5 separate regions of the Homo sapiens genome follow, and all the other regions are linked to region 4. The links are chromatin contacts, found by Hi-C or POLR2A ChIA-PET in ENCODE. All regions are on one chromosome and are shown on one strand. The core of a region is the stretch at or near the end of the contact, and the rest is flanking DNA. Distances in the headings are between cores, read along the strand shown. Region 1 has its middle 150 kb from the start of LIPC. Region 2 has its middle 130 kb from the start of AQP9. Region 3 has its middle 87 kb from the start of LIPC-AS1. Region 4 holds the start of LIPC (lipase C, hepatic type). Region 5 overlaps LOC124903499 (a long non-coding RNA gene).

Region 1 (2,700 bases), core at 103-2,602, 150 kb before region 4:
TGAGATGTAGTGCTTGGGACTTTATCTCTTTCACAACTGGCTTAGATGGGGTAACAAGAGAGGAGATAAAGGGTCATGTTAATGATTGCAGAAGCAACACGGTTCAGGGAAACATCGATACACCTCATCTAATCATTCACCAAGAAAGCATCAACCAGGGAGTTGCGTGAGAGGAGTACAGCTCTGCAGCCCTGACAAACGAGCTGGAGTCCAGATGAGGCCTGGGCTTGGACAAAATGAAAAATGGATTGTTCTCAAAATCTCCTTCAAGCCTCTTCAGGGTCCCCTTGCCCAGTTACCATCACATTTACCCTCGAGTGACCAGGCCCCATGGCCACACCCAAATACACCATGTCTCCAGGTGCAGTGTGGCGTAGATGTTAGAATTCCTACAGTGCTACTCCCTAGCTGTGAGGCTTTGGGTGACTTAACCTGGTCACTTGAGACCTTGGCAGCAAATGGAGATAAAGGTGACTCCTTTATGAGTAGACTTACTGTTTGGGAGTCCCCAGGCAGGAAGCTAAAGTAAGTAAAATAGAATAACTTTTATTCTACTGTCTTAGTCTCTTCCTCCAACATTAAAGTAAAAGCTAGTGAAATCCTACAAGGCACTGGATTGAGAGTCCCTGTAGGTCCCTGACCTCAACAGCTGCTGGTGTGTGTTCAAAGAGCCCATGTATTTCCCTTTCATGCTGATTCTAAATACACAGATACTGTTTGCTCATAATACAAAGATATGTCACAATCTGTGAGAACATCTAAACTTATTTTAAAAACTTATAGTAGTGTACTAGGGCGAGCGTTCCAGAGACTTGCAGGTGTTCTCAGACCAAATTGCTGTTTTCTGAAGAAATTATGTGACATGTTGACACCACAAAAGCAATTCCAAAATGAAACCTGATTTCAGTACATCTTTCTGATGGTTTGAATGTAAAACAGGTTTATAAAATTTTATTTCCCTTTTGAATCTGGCAATGATCTAATAGGAGTGCTATTATTGCCTTTTGATATTTTTCCACTGAATTTTAAGCCACTTACATCATATATGTATGGGTATCAAAATAGATCTTCTTATGCTTTCTCATTAGGAATACAAAGTTCACGACAACTTTTCTTCTCGATAAATCTAATTTTGGGGCTAGAATTTAAGTTTCTATTTTCCTACCAAAGGAAGTAATAATGGCACTCCTGTTAGATCATTGCCTATTAAGTAATGAATGCAAATGTTGTAAGACTATGGGAACCATGTTTGTCCCACACGAAACACTAGAGAGTAAAAGTGTGTTAGAGGCAGCACTTGAATAGAACTGATTCTTATCTGTTCAATTTCCGGTGGGCTTCTCCTGCAATGTTTTCTTAGCTCAGGTAAGTTCCTCATAGCAATGGAAAATAATAGAATCGTATTTTGAAACATCTCTGAGTAATTCAGGCTAGGTTTTCTTCCAGCTGGTCTGAACATGTACGGTTTTGTAGGGTGGCATTAAGAATAACATTAAGAACAGCCTTGCAGGCATTCTCAAACTATTTAGATCTGCCCCCTTATCATAATTGCCACAAGAGGTGGGATAAATGTGAGAAAAAATAATCAGAGTTCTTCCTGGCTCAGAACTAAAGCAGATTCATCGAGAAGAAACGGATTGTAATGGAAGCATATTAGAAAGTTTGAAGACTCAACAGGAATGCCTCTGTGAAAACCAGCGCCATAAAAAATGGAAAACTAACATAAAGCTAAAAGAAAACTTGGTTTGGGGAAACAGAGATAATTCAGGGAAGAGAAATTATCTGATATCACAAGCAAGTAAGAAAGCTAATAATAACACAAGATAAAACCTAATATCTACAGAAAAATGTAAACATATATTTTATATGTACATACATACTTAAAAGTTACACCATCCTTTAGGAACAGTCAAAAAACAAGAAGGTTTGAAGTTTTACTTCACTTTATTTTTATTTTGAGACAGGGTCTCACTCTGTCACCCATGCTGTGAGTACAGTGGCACAATCTCAGCTCACCGCAGCCTTGACCTCACAGGCACAGGTGATCCTCCCACCTCAGCCTTCTAAGTAGCTGGGACTACAGGCATGCGCCACCAGACCTGGCTAATTTTTTGTATTTTTTGTAGAGAAGAGGTTTCACCACGTTGCCCAGGCTGGCCTTGAATTCTGGGCTCAAGCGGTCCACCCACCTTGGCCTCCCAAAGTGCTGGGATTACAGGTGTGAGCCACCACGCCCTGCTAAAAGGTTTGAAATTTTAGAAAGATAAATTAAAATTCTAATAATAGGCCTAAAGTTAAAAGTACAAGTGAGTTTTTCATTACAGGAAGCCAAACCACAAATGGATAAGAAATATGACATAAAAGATGAGATGCATCTATCAGTCTAGGAGGCCTATTATCCAATTAATAGGTGTTACAGAGAAATTAAGAAAATGAAGAGAAGGGACATATCTAAAATATTAGATCCTGCACATGTATCCTGGAACTTAAAATAAAATTTTAAAAAATAAAATGAAATACTAGAAAAAATGTCTCCTAAATAAAAGTTATATGTAAACAGAGAATTATTTTTGCCCAGTAAAATAAAAATTTTGAAAGATCCACAACTAAGTACATGATACCAAGAATAAGGAAATATAAAAAGCATCCATAATGTTGAGGTGGGGGGCAGAGTAACTACCTACAAGACAAGAAATGTGC
Region 2 (2,700 bases), core at 186-2,685, 160 kb before region 4:
CAAAATTAAACTAAGGGTAAGGCCAATGCATAGCGTAACCTATATGTTTGCTAATACATTGCTGAAGTAAATCAGAAATGTGGGTCGGATCCAGTTATTGAGTTAAGTCACATCTTACATAACTAATGAAATGGAAATTGGTTACACACCCACCAAAGTATGCAGAGCCCTCAGGTGGAGATTAAAATCCCTTCTTGCTGCCACAAATTCATCTCTGCAGTGTTTTAAAAATGCACATATGAAAGTTACAGGTGACAAGCACTGTACAAGCCACTTCACCAAGCTTGAGATAGTCTAGCTATTAATCACCTAAACTAGCAGCCATGGTCTGATGATATGCTAAAATAAAATAATGCAACTCGCAGTGAGGGTTATTTTATTTACATTTTAAATCTTCTAGCATATGTCTCAAGAAGTTTTCTGGCCCAAGGCTGGGCGTGGCGGCTCACTCCTCTAATTCCAGCACTTTAGGAGGCTGAGGCAGGTGATTGCTTGAACTCACAAGTTCAATAACAGCCTGGGCAACATAGCAAAACCCCGTCTCCATAAAAAATACAAAAATGATCTGGGCATGGTGGTGCATGCCTATAGTCCAGCTACTCAAGAGGCTGGGGTGGGAGGACTGCTTGAGCCCAGGAGGCAGAGGTTGCAGTGAGCTGAGATAGTGCCACTGCACTCCAGCCTGGGTGATAGAGCCAGACCTTTTCTGGAAAAAAAAAAAAAAAAAAAAAAAAAAAAGAGGAAAAAAAAAGGTATCTGGCCCAGAAACTTGCAAGAGAGAACAAGAACAGGTATTGTTAAGCTGCCAGAGGAATGGAGACTGAACTCTTCCCTCTAAGACCTCTTAGAAATGCTAGGTATAATGTGTGTCACTTTGTTTTTAATGCACAGCTGCGTTCACAACCAAGAAAGGGAAATTCCCAAGTGATGAAAATGAAAAGAGACCATAAAAGAAAAGTAGTAAGTGATGAGCAGCTGCCAAATTGGATGAGAAGATATTGACATCAGTTTCCTAGGGGCGCCGGCTTTAATGCCCGCGTGGGAAAAGGAAAGAAGTCCTTGAGTCCACATGAGGTAGGGAGTGGGAACAGGGCCGCTGCTTAAAACCTGAACTCTCAAAGGGTGGCACCTGCAGAGAAAGGTGGACTAACAATAATCAATTTACTGGCAAATAGATCAAGGGTGTCTTTGCTCACATTCTGGAGAAGAAAATATACCAATCCAGATGGATTGATAAATTGAGGCATTTATTAATTTATTGCCTCTCAGCTTTGAACTTGTAATACCTGGTCTGGGATCACAGTCTGAACACTGTAAGCCTTTCTCCTTCACAGTAAGGATCATACTATACTTGTCAGCAGAGGGCACTGGAGGGACACTGCAGGAGGAAAAGGGCTTCTCTTCCTGGTTTCTGTGTGAGGGGTTTGGCTTTTTATTGCTCCTGCTGCAGGGTTGGTCAGCAGGGTGGGTGAAGGGGGACATCCAGTGGTGTTCTGCACGGTCCCTCGGTGACCTCACCATTCCAGCCAGTCCTGTGACCACCTTTCCATGGTCCTCCTGACACAGACTTCCCATGCTCCAGACTTTACACCTTGTGTTTCCTGTTTGCCCAGCAACTGCGGATGGGCCGCAGTAAACTCCTCTCCTTCCTGTGAGCTGCAGCCACATCTTTGCCAATGAGTTTTGAACCCCAGCCTCAAGAAGGCCCCATCCTATCCAAATGTGCCCTTCCTTGGGTATTCTCTCTCAGCCCTAGAGTCTCAATGTAGCATTCCCTTTACATCATTTTAGTTACTCTGTTAACATAGCTTAATAATGCCTTATAGTAAATTAACTTATTTAAGTTATTATGTGTGGTTTCTGTCTCCCGATTAGACCCAGACTGATACCACTGAGACATCAAAAATCTCTGGCCTATGCTATTAAAGATACAAATTTATATTACCTAGCATGAGTAAACACAAAAACATTATGAAGGGTTACTTCCTCAACCAAGGTGGCATAGCATTCTCCAAAAAGCGAAATACTGAATATACATCCAATCCAAAATTTAAAAACTCACAACGGAACAACCCTTAAGTATTGTCAAATATACAGTAAAATACAATAATGAATTTAGAACCAGGCTTAGAACTAAATGGGCTTAGAACTAAAGTACTTAGAATAAAGAATTTAGAATGGGCTTAGAACTAAAGTAACTTCTGATAATAAAACAATCCAAAAGAAAAGATTATAAATACGCTTAAAAGAAAATTTGTAAATTAGTAGAAAAAGGAGAGACTTGACAAGAACAGGCAGATTCGAAAAATAACCAAATAAAACTTTTACAAATGAAAAACAAGCCTTCAAAGAATGAGCTCAGTAGCTGATTAAACATAGCTGTAGAGAAAATAGTGGACAAGAAGAACTGAGTAATCTGCACAGAATTCAGCACAGAAAGTTAGACAAAAATATCTATAAAATACATAGAGAAAAGAATAAAAAGCATTGAAATGCAGATAATAGGAGTTCCAGAAAGACAAAACAGAGTGAACTAGGAAGGCAATGTTTGGAAAGTTAATGGGAGAGATTTTTCCAGAATTGATAGAGATTTTCTGAAAATGACTCCACCGATGGAAGAAACACAGACTCCCAAATAAGATAAAAACCTGGAACATTGATAGGAAACTCCAGACCAGAAAAAAAAAAAAAATCTTCAAA
Region 3 (2,700 bases), core at 185-2,684, 150 kb after region 4:
GGATCTCACTTTGTTATCCAGGCTGGTCTCAAACTCCTGGCCTCAAGCTATCCTCCCATTTTTGCCTCCCCCACATGCTGGGATTATAGGCATGACCCACCACGCCCAGCTCCTAGAACTCTGAGAGGCCAGTCTCTCTCTTCATCTCAGAAACCTTTTAAATATTTTCGCTCACATCTCTCTTCTGTTACATCCTTCACCTCCGTTCTGGATTTTTACTATCTCCTTGTAATCTTGCTCTGTGCTTTCAGATGTCTTTCTCTGACACTAATTCAGACATCAACAGTGACCACTTTCTCCTTCGATTTATCTCTTGAAAGCTCTGGTTCAAAATCATCCTTTTTTGGTTCCAGAGAATCAGTTTTATTGTGCTGCACTTATGTCTCCTTTTCTTATTCTTTGGTTCAAGTTATCTATGTCAGCAGCTATTTCTGTACTGAGGGTTCTGCTTGTAATTCTCCCTGGCTACTGGACTCCATTAGGAATCTTCTTTTCCTTTGTTTGATCACTGGGGCTCTGTTCCAGATACTGAGGTACCTTAAGAGACAGCATTCGCAGCCTGATAGAAGGAACAGCAGTATCAGCCTCCCAGGCTCAAGCTTAGCAGCATGTGGGTTGCCAGTCCTCTGGCAAGGGACTTGAAGGAAGCCTCTCTGCCCCCTTTCTAGTCTCCTCACCTCTCTCAGACACCTTCATAGCAGTGAAGGCAACTCAACCCATCTGGTCAGCTCTTCAAGAAGCAGGGAGACCCACACATTCACGAGGACCTTGCCCCGGATCCCCTCCTTAGGCTTATGATATGGTTCCCAGGCAGGAAGACAATCTTGCCCCAGCTCTCTGACAGGATTCTGCTGTGGCCCGAAGCCTCATTCACATCCCAGGCCTTATCTTCCCCCGGCAAGCCCCAGCAGCTGCTTTTCTCAGGAGAGGCAAATGGGTTAAACTGCAAGTAGAAAAAAGTTCAAGCTGCTATCATTCCAGAACCCCCAGTTCCTCATGTCTCGGAACTTCTTGATGTCTTTATTTTTGCATTCTAAAGTGCTTAATAAACATCACTGAATACATGCTACCACCCCTACCTCAAATCCTGTCTGGTGCAGGTTCAATCAATCATGATGCCTTTGGAAGCTAACTCAAACTGGCTTAAATAAAGAGGGTTTTTTGTTTGGTTGGTTTTGTTTTGTTTTTAAATCTCACACAAAAGGAAGTTCCAAGGTAGAGTGGGGCCTCAGGAAGAGCTGACTGGGCTGCTTGGTAATGTTATGAAGATGCAGTGTTTTTCCTTCTCTCTGCTCCACCATCCTTGATGTTGGCTTCATCCTCAGGCTGTTACCAAGTTGCCCACTGCAACTGCAGGCAGCTCACTCAGGCATGGTAACATCCAGAGAAGGAACAGTAGACATCATGCGGGAGACAGCCCTCTTATCTCACTGGCCAAAATTAGGTGACATGACCATTCCTAAACTTGGCAAGGGTAATGAGATTAACCACAGACCAAGGACCCTAACCACATGTCTGTTAGAGGAGAAGATACTTAAAATCAGGGGACACCTGCTCGCAAGCTAAATGTTCCAGTTCAGTAAGCAGTTTTTCACATGAAAACCAGAACAGTTGACATTCGAGTGTTCACCATATGCAAGGTGCCTTACATACATTCTCCTTTAATCCACATCATAGTCCCCTGAGGTGGCTAAAACTATTATCCCTGTTTCACAGATGAGGTACCTACAGCTTAGCTTTTACAAGGTCACACGGCTAATGGACCATCATTTCCCTCTTTATAGATTCTGTGTCCATGAATGCAGCCTACCATTGCAGTCAGCAACAGAAAATGTCCTTTACATATTAACTCCCTTGGACCCCATGTGAGAGCTATAATTAGGTATTGTACTTTAAGACACTGTCTTTTCATGTTATGGAGCTTGGTAACCAGCTATAAGTGCAAATCATTCATGGCAGACCACTAGCTGTGCCCTCCCTGCTGCCGCTGAGACTGTGCAGAGGCATGTGGCTATGCTGTGGAGTTTCACCTTTGATTATACAACATGCCCAGGAATCCTTTTTATAAAACAAGCCTTAAGATCTTAATATGGGGCCGGGCACAGTGTCTCACGCCTGTAATCCCAGCACTTTGGAAGGCCCAGGCAGGTGGATCACAAGGTCAGGAGTTCAAGACCAGCCTGGCCAAGATAGTGAAACCCCCGTCTCTACTAAAAATACAAAAATTAGCCGGGCATGGTGGTGCAGGCCTGTAGTCCCAGCTACTTGGGAGGCTGAGGCAGGAAAATCGGTTGAACCCAGGAGGTGAAGGTTGCAGTGAGCTGAGATCACACCACTGCACTCCAGCTTGGACAAAAGAGTGAGACTTTGTCTCAAAAAAAAAAAAAAAAAAAAAAATCTTAATATGGAACAGCCAAGCCTTACATATGAAACACTCGACTTACACATTTATTTTGTAGATTTCCCTAGGAACTAACATTTATCTAGGAAATCAAGTAAGTATTTTCTACTCCCTTCTACATATGAAACTCTTTGCATTGGTGGCTCTGCAGTGAGTGTGTGTGTGTGTGTGTGTGTGTGTGTGTGTGTATCAGTGGTTTTCCCATTATAAAACATTTGAGGCAGAAGGTATCTGAAGTTCTATTCAACCCTTCTTCTGTCCTCCCACCCTTAAGATAACCACGTTAACTGTGTAGTGTA
Region 4 (2,700 bases), core at 192-2,691:
CCCATTCATTGGCCTCCTTGCTATTCCTGGAGCACACCAGGCATACTCCTACCTCAGGGCCTTTGCACAGACTGCCCGAAGCTCTCCTCCCCAAGACGTCCACAGGGGCAACTCCTTCACTTCCTTCAAACCTTTGCTGAAAGTTTAACTTCCCAATGCAATTCACTCTAACCACTCTGCTTAAAATCCCTACCTTCTCCCCAACCCCCTGCTTTTCTTGTAGTGGTTCCCATTACATTCTACCAGTCTACCTAATTTTTTTTTTTTTTTTTTTGAGACGGAGTCTCTCTGTGTCGCCCAGGCTGGAGTACAATGGCGCGATCTCAGTTCACTGCAACCTCCGCCTCCCAGGTTCAAGCGATTCTCCTGCCTCAGCTTCCTGAGTAGCTGGGATTACAGGCACTCACCTCCACGCCCAGCTAACTTTTGTATTTTTAGTACAGATGGGGTTTCACCATGTTGGTCAGGCTGGTCTCGAACTCCTGACCTCGTGATCCGCCCTCCTCGCCTCCCAAAGTGCTGTGATTACAGGAGTGAGCCACCGCTCCTGGCCAGAAATCTCTTCTTTATTATGTCTACTGTCCGTTATCCAACTCCAGAAGGTAAGAACCTCCACTGATACATAAGGACTTGTATACCCCACGTGCCTGCAACAGTGCTTGGCACCTAGTAGGCATACCAAAATATATAAATGTTGAACAAATGAAGAAAGTTAAAGTAAAACTAGAGGTCCAAAAATATCACAAAAGCCATCTATGGTCGCCTTTTCCCTACCTGATTTTGCTGAGTGGCCTTACTTTTCAGTCCTCTACACAGCTGGAACATTAATGAACACAGAGGGGGAAGAAGTGTGTTTACTCTAGGATCACCTCTCAATGGGTCACTTGGCAAGGGCATCTTTGCTTCTTCGTCAGCTCCTTTTGACACGGGGGTGAAGGGTTTTCTGCACCACACTTTGACCACAAGCATCACCAATTTCACTGAACCCAACAGAAATTTGGACCCTCTGGGGGCTCTCTGCGTGGCAGGGCCCTTTTCTTTTTCTTTGGGCTTAGGCTGCAATTTGAAACACCACTTTCCTGAGCCAGCATCCCCCTTGCAGCGCTGTCACAGGGAGGCTTAGGCAGCCACGTGGAAGCCACCTACCCCGACCTTTGGCAGAATTTCCAAACACAACACAGTAGCTTTAAGTTGATTAATTTGGAACTCTGACCTTGGCCCCAAAAGGTAAGAATACATAACAAGGTATTTTATTCTCAAAATGTGTCAGGATAAGAAGCACTTCTGTAAATCGACCTTTTTAAAATAGATATAATTAGATTTGCAGTTGGGGGCAGTAAAGAAAGGGTCTGAACAGTGGATAACATGTTGAGAGGTTAATTATTAATGGGCAGTCTTCCCTAACAAAGTATCTAATAGGCATTGTGGTCTCTTTGGCTTCAGAAATTACCAAGAAAGCCTGGACCCCGGGTGAAACGGAGAAATGGACACAAGTCCCCTGTGTTTCTCCATTCTGTTGGTTTTATGCATCTTTATCCAATCAAGTGCCCTTGGACAAAGCCTGAAACCAGGTAAGAGCCTGACTTTTCTCCAGAGATGGGCATGAACTTTTCTTTTTAAAACGTGTGTCACAAAGAATCCAGGGGTTTCTGACTGTATGGGACAGAGCTTGCTTCAGAGCGTGCCAGGTGGTTCTATACACGACCTCACAGGTTCACAGGGACACGTAGCCGTTTGTAAACAGAAATGAAATTTTAGAAAATCATCCTCGGATTAAAAGTCTTCTAAGAGTGCCTGCAGCTAGCAGTGAAGTCTCTTGCGTATCTGATATGGAAACAGTCATGCTAAAAGTTATTCAGCGGCAAATGATATGAAAGCGATTCAGATCTTCCTGAGAGTTAATGTGGCATCTAATTTGCAACCGGGGAGCCAGGCTTGCAATGAAATGCTCTGTCGGGTTGGGGTTGTCTAATTGCCTGCCTCTCTCAGAAGAGAGGGGAATTTATGAGAGTTCTATTTCCAGTCAGGTCTAAAGTAGAGATATCATTGCACAATTTCTAGACTTTGTTTTGCTGCCAAAATTTTAGTCTGAGGCTGAAGAATCCAACAGCCGTCCTGCCTGTTTTGTTTGTAAATTCACAAACTAGATTGATGGCGAAAGACAGATCAAATGCCTTATCAGGAAGGTAGTAGAGTGGAGCCCAGCTTCCAGGCTAAGCAGTGGACCAATAAATGACGGATCAGTTAATTGAACAATTTGGCCAGACTAGACAGGTGTTTGGGAATTTGTTTTGGTACTGGTTACTGGTCAGGAGCTAGTAACGCTAAGGTAGAGTCTGAGATTTTTCTTTTCTCTAAGACTAGCCTTGGAGAGAGCTCCGACAACTTTGAGAATTAGAAATTCCCTAACGGGATGTACCTAAAAATTTCAGAAGCTTTTTTCCCCTTTAAGAAAAAGGCTGTTCCTTTGTATTTGACTATTTTACTTCATAGGCCAGTTAATAACTGAGTAGCAGTATTAATTATTGCCATTCACTAAGTATTTTCTGTGCCAAGCACTATACTAATTATTTTTGACACATCATCTCATTTATAAAGCCACATCCAAAAATGACCCTTACATAATAATTTAGAGCCATACAGGTAAAATTGCTGGTAATCTTTATTCCCTTGGTTCATAGTGATTTTGCTAAAGGGCCT
Region 5 (2,700 bases), core at 130-2,629, 200 kb before region 4:
AGCTCTGACCTCTTAGTCTCTCCTTCTCTCAGCCAGTATAAGAAATAGCGGTGAAGGGAATTGGAAGGATAGTGGTGGTGAAGGCTATGGAGGGAGACCGACTGTCCCAGTTTACCCAACACTGCCCCAGTGTTAGCACTGAAAGTCCCACACCCAGGGGCACCCCTACTCCCAAGCAGACCAAAAGAAAAATATAGGCTTTCATTTCAGACTTGCTGCTCTAAGACCTTCATCTCTTCCCAATAGAAAAAAGCCAAATACTCCCCTATCTGATGAACCCCTCGAATCTCATGTATAAAAACCCTCCTTCGGTGTGAGTCTTTGCTGTGAGGTTAAGATTGTGCTTTGTATTTTAGGTGGAGGCAGGTATGATGTGTAGTAGATACACAAATGTATAGAGGCTGGTGAAGTTGCAGCGGGGAGCAGGTAGACCAGCTGTTTCAGGTAAACAGACAGGTCCTCAAGGAAGTCCCTCAGTTTATCATGCCAACCTCTTTGGACACCTTGAGGCCTCTGATGAGGCTGCTGGTGGCAGGGAAGCAGGAGAGAATCTGCTCCAGCTGACACAGGATGTGACTCTGGAACAGAGGCTGGAGGCTCCTGGAAGGGATATATTTAGCCCAGCTCTGTTAATAGCTGACCCCTTGGATTGCCTCAGGAATGTAGCAGGCAGAGTTCTTCATGGTGAAATAAGACGTACAGGCTTACAACTTGAAAAGAAAACTCTTCAAGGAATGACCTTACAAAGAATGACTCCACAGGGACCAGATGAAAATGTTAATGTTATTTTGTGCATTGCTTTCCTGAGCACTTTATATCCATTATATTCATTTCCTGTATTCTTTCATGTAATTGGTACAACCATAATTTAGCTTTTCTTCAGGGCAAGAGTTCTTTGTCAAGTTCATGTTCTCGGGCAGAGTCCTAACAAATCCTGCAGGTATACTACACCTGGTACCTGCCGACGCCTATTGAGGAGGAAAGCCACAGGATGTGGTAACATTCTCAAAAACAGAGATCTAGTTAGAATTACCTCCAAATCCTGCAAAGAATGAAACGGAGATGCTGACCATGGGAGCAATGTCCCACTGGGATGGCAGGGAGATCTCACGTGGTGCCTACCAGGGAGGGGGGTGGGGGGCGGAGTTGGGGGCGGGGGGAGCACGGGAGTTCCGAGTGCTGAAGACTGCAATGGGAACAGACAAGGAACAAGGCGACACAATGGCACAAACAATGCTAGAACAAGACATTTATTTATTGAATCTGAAGCAGGAGAACTGAAGACAGCTGAGAAATATGGTTGAGTTCCTAACTCGACAATGAATAAGCAGACTGTAATTTACAATTGCATGGGTGTTAGGCTGCCATGTGTTATGTAAATAGCTGTGGGTCCCTTTAAGAACAGAAATCCAGTGAGGACAAGGCCCTTTTGTGATACAGACTGGCTCTCCTGACTCAGACCTATCTTGTTTTGCAGGGAATAAAAGGAAGCCCACTTGGATAGAGCTGCCAGATAAACTAGAGGACACCCAGTTAAGTTTAAATGTCAGGTAAACAACAAACAAAATATATTTTTAATATAAGTGGGTCCCAAATATTGCATAGGACCTACTTATACTAAACATGTTATGTGTTGTTTATCTGAAATTCAAATTTAACTGGGCATCCTATTTGCCAAATCTGTAACCCTACACCTGGGATCAAAAAGGAAAAGATAATGAGAGGGGAAGGGAAGCATTGCCATTAAGGCAAAGGAACAGGCACTTGGAGCAACATCAGAAATGCCCAAGAATAGAGGAGAAGCTCAAACAGTCAGAGAGCGTAGGGGCATGGAGAAGAAATGCTGGCCTCAGTAGCAAAAGCTCCCAAGAACCCCTCCAAATAGCTTCAAAGTTTTTCAGCTCACCTTGTTCCTGTTTGAGTGAATGGCCAGGTATTGAAAATTATTTTATTGGCCTTGTTGGGGCATATAACATTCTTTTTTAAATAGTAGAAGGCTGGACTTTCAAACTTAACTGGGCATTCCTGGCAAAATTCGTCTGATTAAAGACCCACTCAAATGAAGTCAAAGTGGGCTGGCTGGTGGGCTGGGAGAGGGTAGAGAGGTGGAGTTATAAATCCAGAAGGATGAAGAGAACAGGAGGGGATGTAGAAAGCAGACCCTGATGGAATTCTGGAAGTGGGAGAGCAGATAGGTGGAAAGGAGACCACCACTCTCCAAGGAGAGCCTACCGAGCTGGCAGGGACTTGAGCTCAGAGGGGCCAGGCACCCAGATGAAAGGAGAGTGGCATTTATCTTGAGGTCCTTGTGCTAAAGAGTAGAAACCAGCAGCCCCCACTCCCTTCACCAGTGGCCGACTGTGAGTCCCTTGGTGAGGAGACTAGAGAGTTGTTCTCTGCAGAAACTGGAAGGTAGAGAGGCTTCAGTCTTGGGAACTCCAGGTATAGCAGAGCACAGAAGCAAGTCAGGTGGGCTGAAAACATTAGGAGCGATGGGATTGAACACGGGCAACTTCCTCTGCCCTGAACACACACTGAAGGCTCCAGCCCAGCCCCAGGCAGGGGAGAGGAAGGTTCCTCCCCAGAGAAAGGGAATGGCTGCAGAGAAGGAGCTGGAACTCCAGCTATAGCAGAGCACAGAAGCAAATCGGATGAGCTGAAAGAGTAGGAGCGATGGGATGGAACACAGGCAACTTCCTC

The links. Hi-C counts contacts between places; a loop is a spot of excess contacts on that map. ChIA-PET counts read pairs that join two places held with the same protein, here RNA polymerase II (POLR2A). Pooled maps may share reads with other maps.
Region 1: a loop to region 4 is called in a map with no recorded cell type, with 1.8 times the contacts of the local background. The contact joins the enhancer-like site here to the promoter of LIPC in region 4. A Hi-C loop is called at or near these places in 12 of 168 maps with a recorded cell type or tissue (Caco-2, HCT116, HepG2 and 4 more), 2 of 37 single-sample maps with no recorded cell type and 18 of 50 pooled maps. POLR2A ChIA-PET finds 5 or more read pairs at or near these places in 4 of 52 experiments (A673, HepG2, PC-9 and 1 more).
Region 2: a loop to region 4 is called in a map of HepG2, with 4 times the contacts of the local background. The contact joins the enhancer-like site here to the promoter of LIPC in region 4. A Hi-C loop is called at or near these places in 14 of 168 maps with a recorded cell type or tissue (Caco-2, Calu3, HCT116 and 7 more), 2 of 37 single-sample maps with no recorded cell type and 23 of 50 pooled maps. POLR2A ChIA-PET finds 5 or more read pairs at or near these places in 2 of 52 experiments (OCI-LY7 and T-cell).
Region 3: a map of dorsolateral prefrontal cortex shows a loop between it and region 4 (2.1-fold over the local background). The contact joins the enhancer-like site here to the promoter of LIPC in region 4. A Hi-C loop is called at or near these places in 1 of 168 maps with a recorded cell type or tissue (dorsolateral prefrontal cortex), 2 of 37 single-sample maps with no recorded cell type and 4 of 50 pooled maps. POLR2A ChIA-PET finds 5 or more read pairs at or near these places in 3 of 52 experiments (B cell, OCI-LY7 and endothelial cell of umbilical vein).
Region 5: a loop to region 4 is called in a map of HepG2, with 4 times the contacts of the local background. The contact joins the enhancer-like site here to the promoter of LIPC in region 4. A Hi-C loop is called at or near these places in 4 of 168 maps with a recorded cell type or tissue (HepG2, K562, naive thymus-derived CD4-positive, alpha-beta T cell and 1 more), 2 of 37 single-sample maps with no recorded cell type and 13 of 50 pooled maps. POLR2A ChIA-PET finds 5 or more read pairs at or near these places in 1 of 52 experiments (GM10248).

The regions. Positions count from the first base shown.
Region 1 is chr15:58,285,384-58,288,083 of GRCh38, forward strand. No RefSeq gene overlaps it. Among named protein-coding and RNA genes, the nearest start is that of LIPC, 150 kb to the right of the region's middle. Within about 2 kb of position 1,353, at least 2 of the 41 ENCODE cell types and tissues checked have a DNase peak (open chromatin) inside an H3K27ac peak, as active enhancers do.
Region 2 is chr15:58,268,771-58,271,470 of GRCh38, forward strand. No RefSeq gene overlaps it. Among named protein-coding and RNA genes, the nearest start is that of AQP9, 130 kb to the left of the region's middle. RefSeq lists an enhancer at 1,260-1,554. Within about 2 kb of position 1,436, at least 5 of the 41 ENCODE cell types and tissues checked have a DNase peak (open chromatin) inside an H3K27ac peak, as active enhancers do; they include mammary epithelial cell, where a contact is called at or near this core.
Region 3 is chr15:58,584,362-58,587,061 of GRCh38, forward strand. No RefSeq gene overlaps it. Among named protein-coding and RNA genes, the nearest start is that of LIPC-AS1, 87 kb to the left of the region's middle. RefSeq lists enhancers at 1,104-1,183, 1,494-1,543, 1,584-1,813. Within about 2 kb of position 1,435, at least 2 of the 41 ENCODE cell types and tissues checked have a DNase peak (open chromatin) inside an H3K27ac peak, as active enhancers do; they include OCI-LY7, where a contact is called at or near this core.
Region 4 is chr15:58,430,550-58,433,249 of GRCh38, forward strand. LIPC (lipase C, hepatic type) reads left to right here and starts at 1,442. Exons shown (of 9, transcript NM_000236.3): 1 at 1,442-1,571. The coding sequence starts at 1,484.
Region 5 is chr15:58,228,277-58,230,976 of GRCh38, forward strand. The region is part of intron 1 of LOC124903499 (a long non-coding RNA gene); the gene reads left to right. Among named protein-coding and RNA genes, the nearest start is that of AQP9, 91 kb to the left of the region's middle. Within about 2 kb of position 1,380, at least 3 of the 41 ENCODE cell types and tissues checked have a DNase peak (open chromatin) inside an H3K27ac peak, as active enhancers do.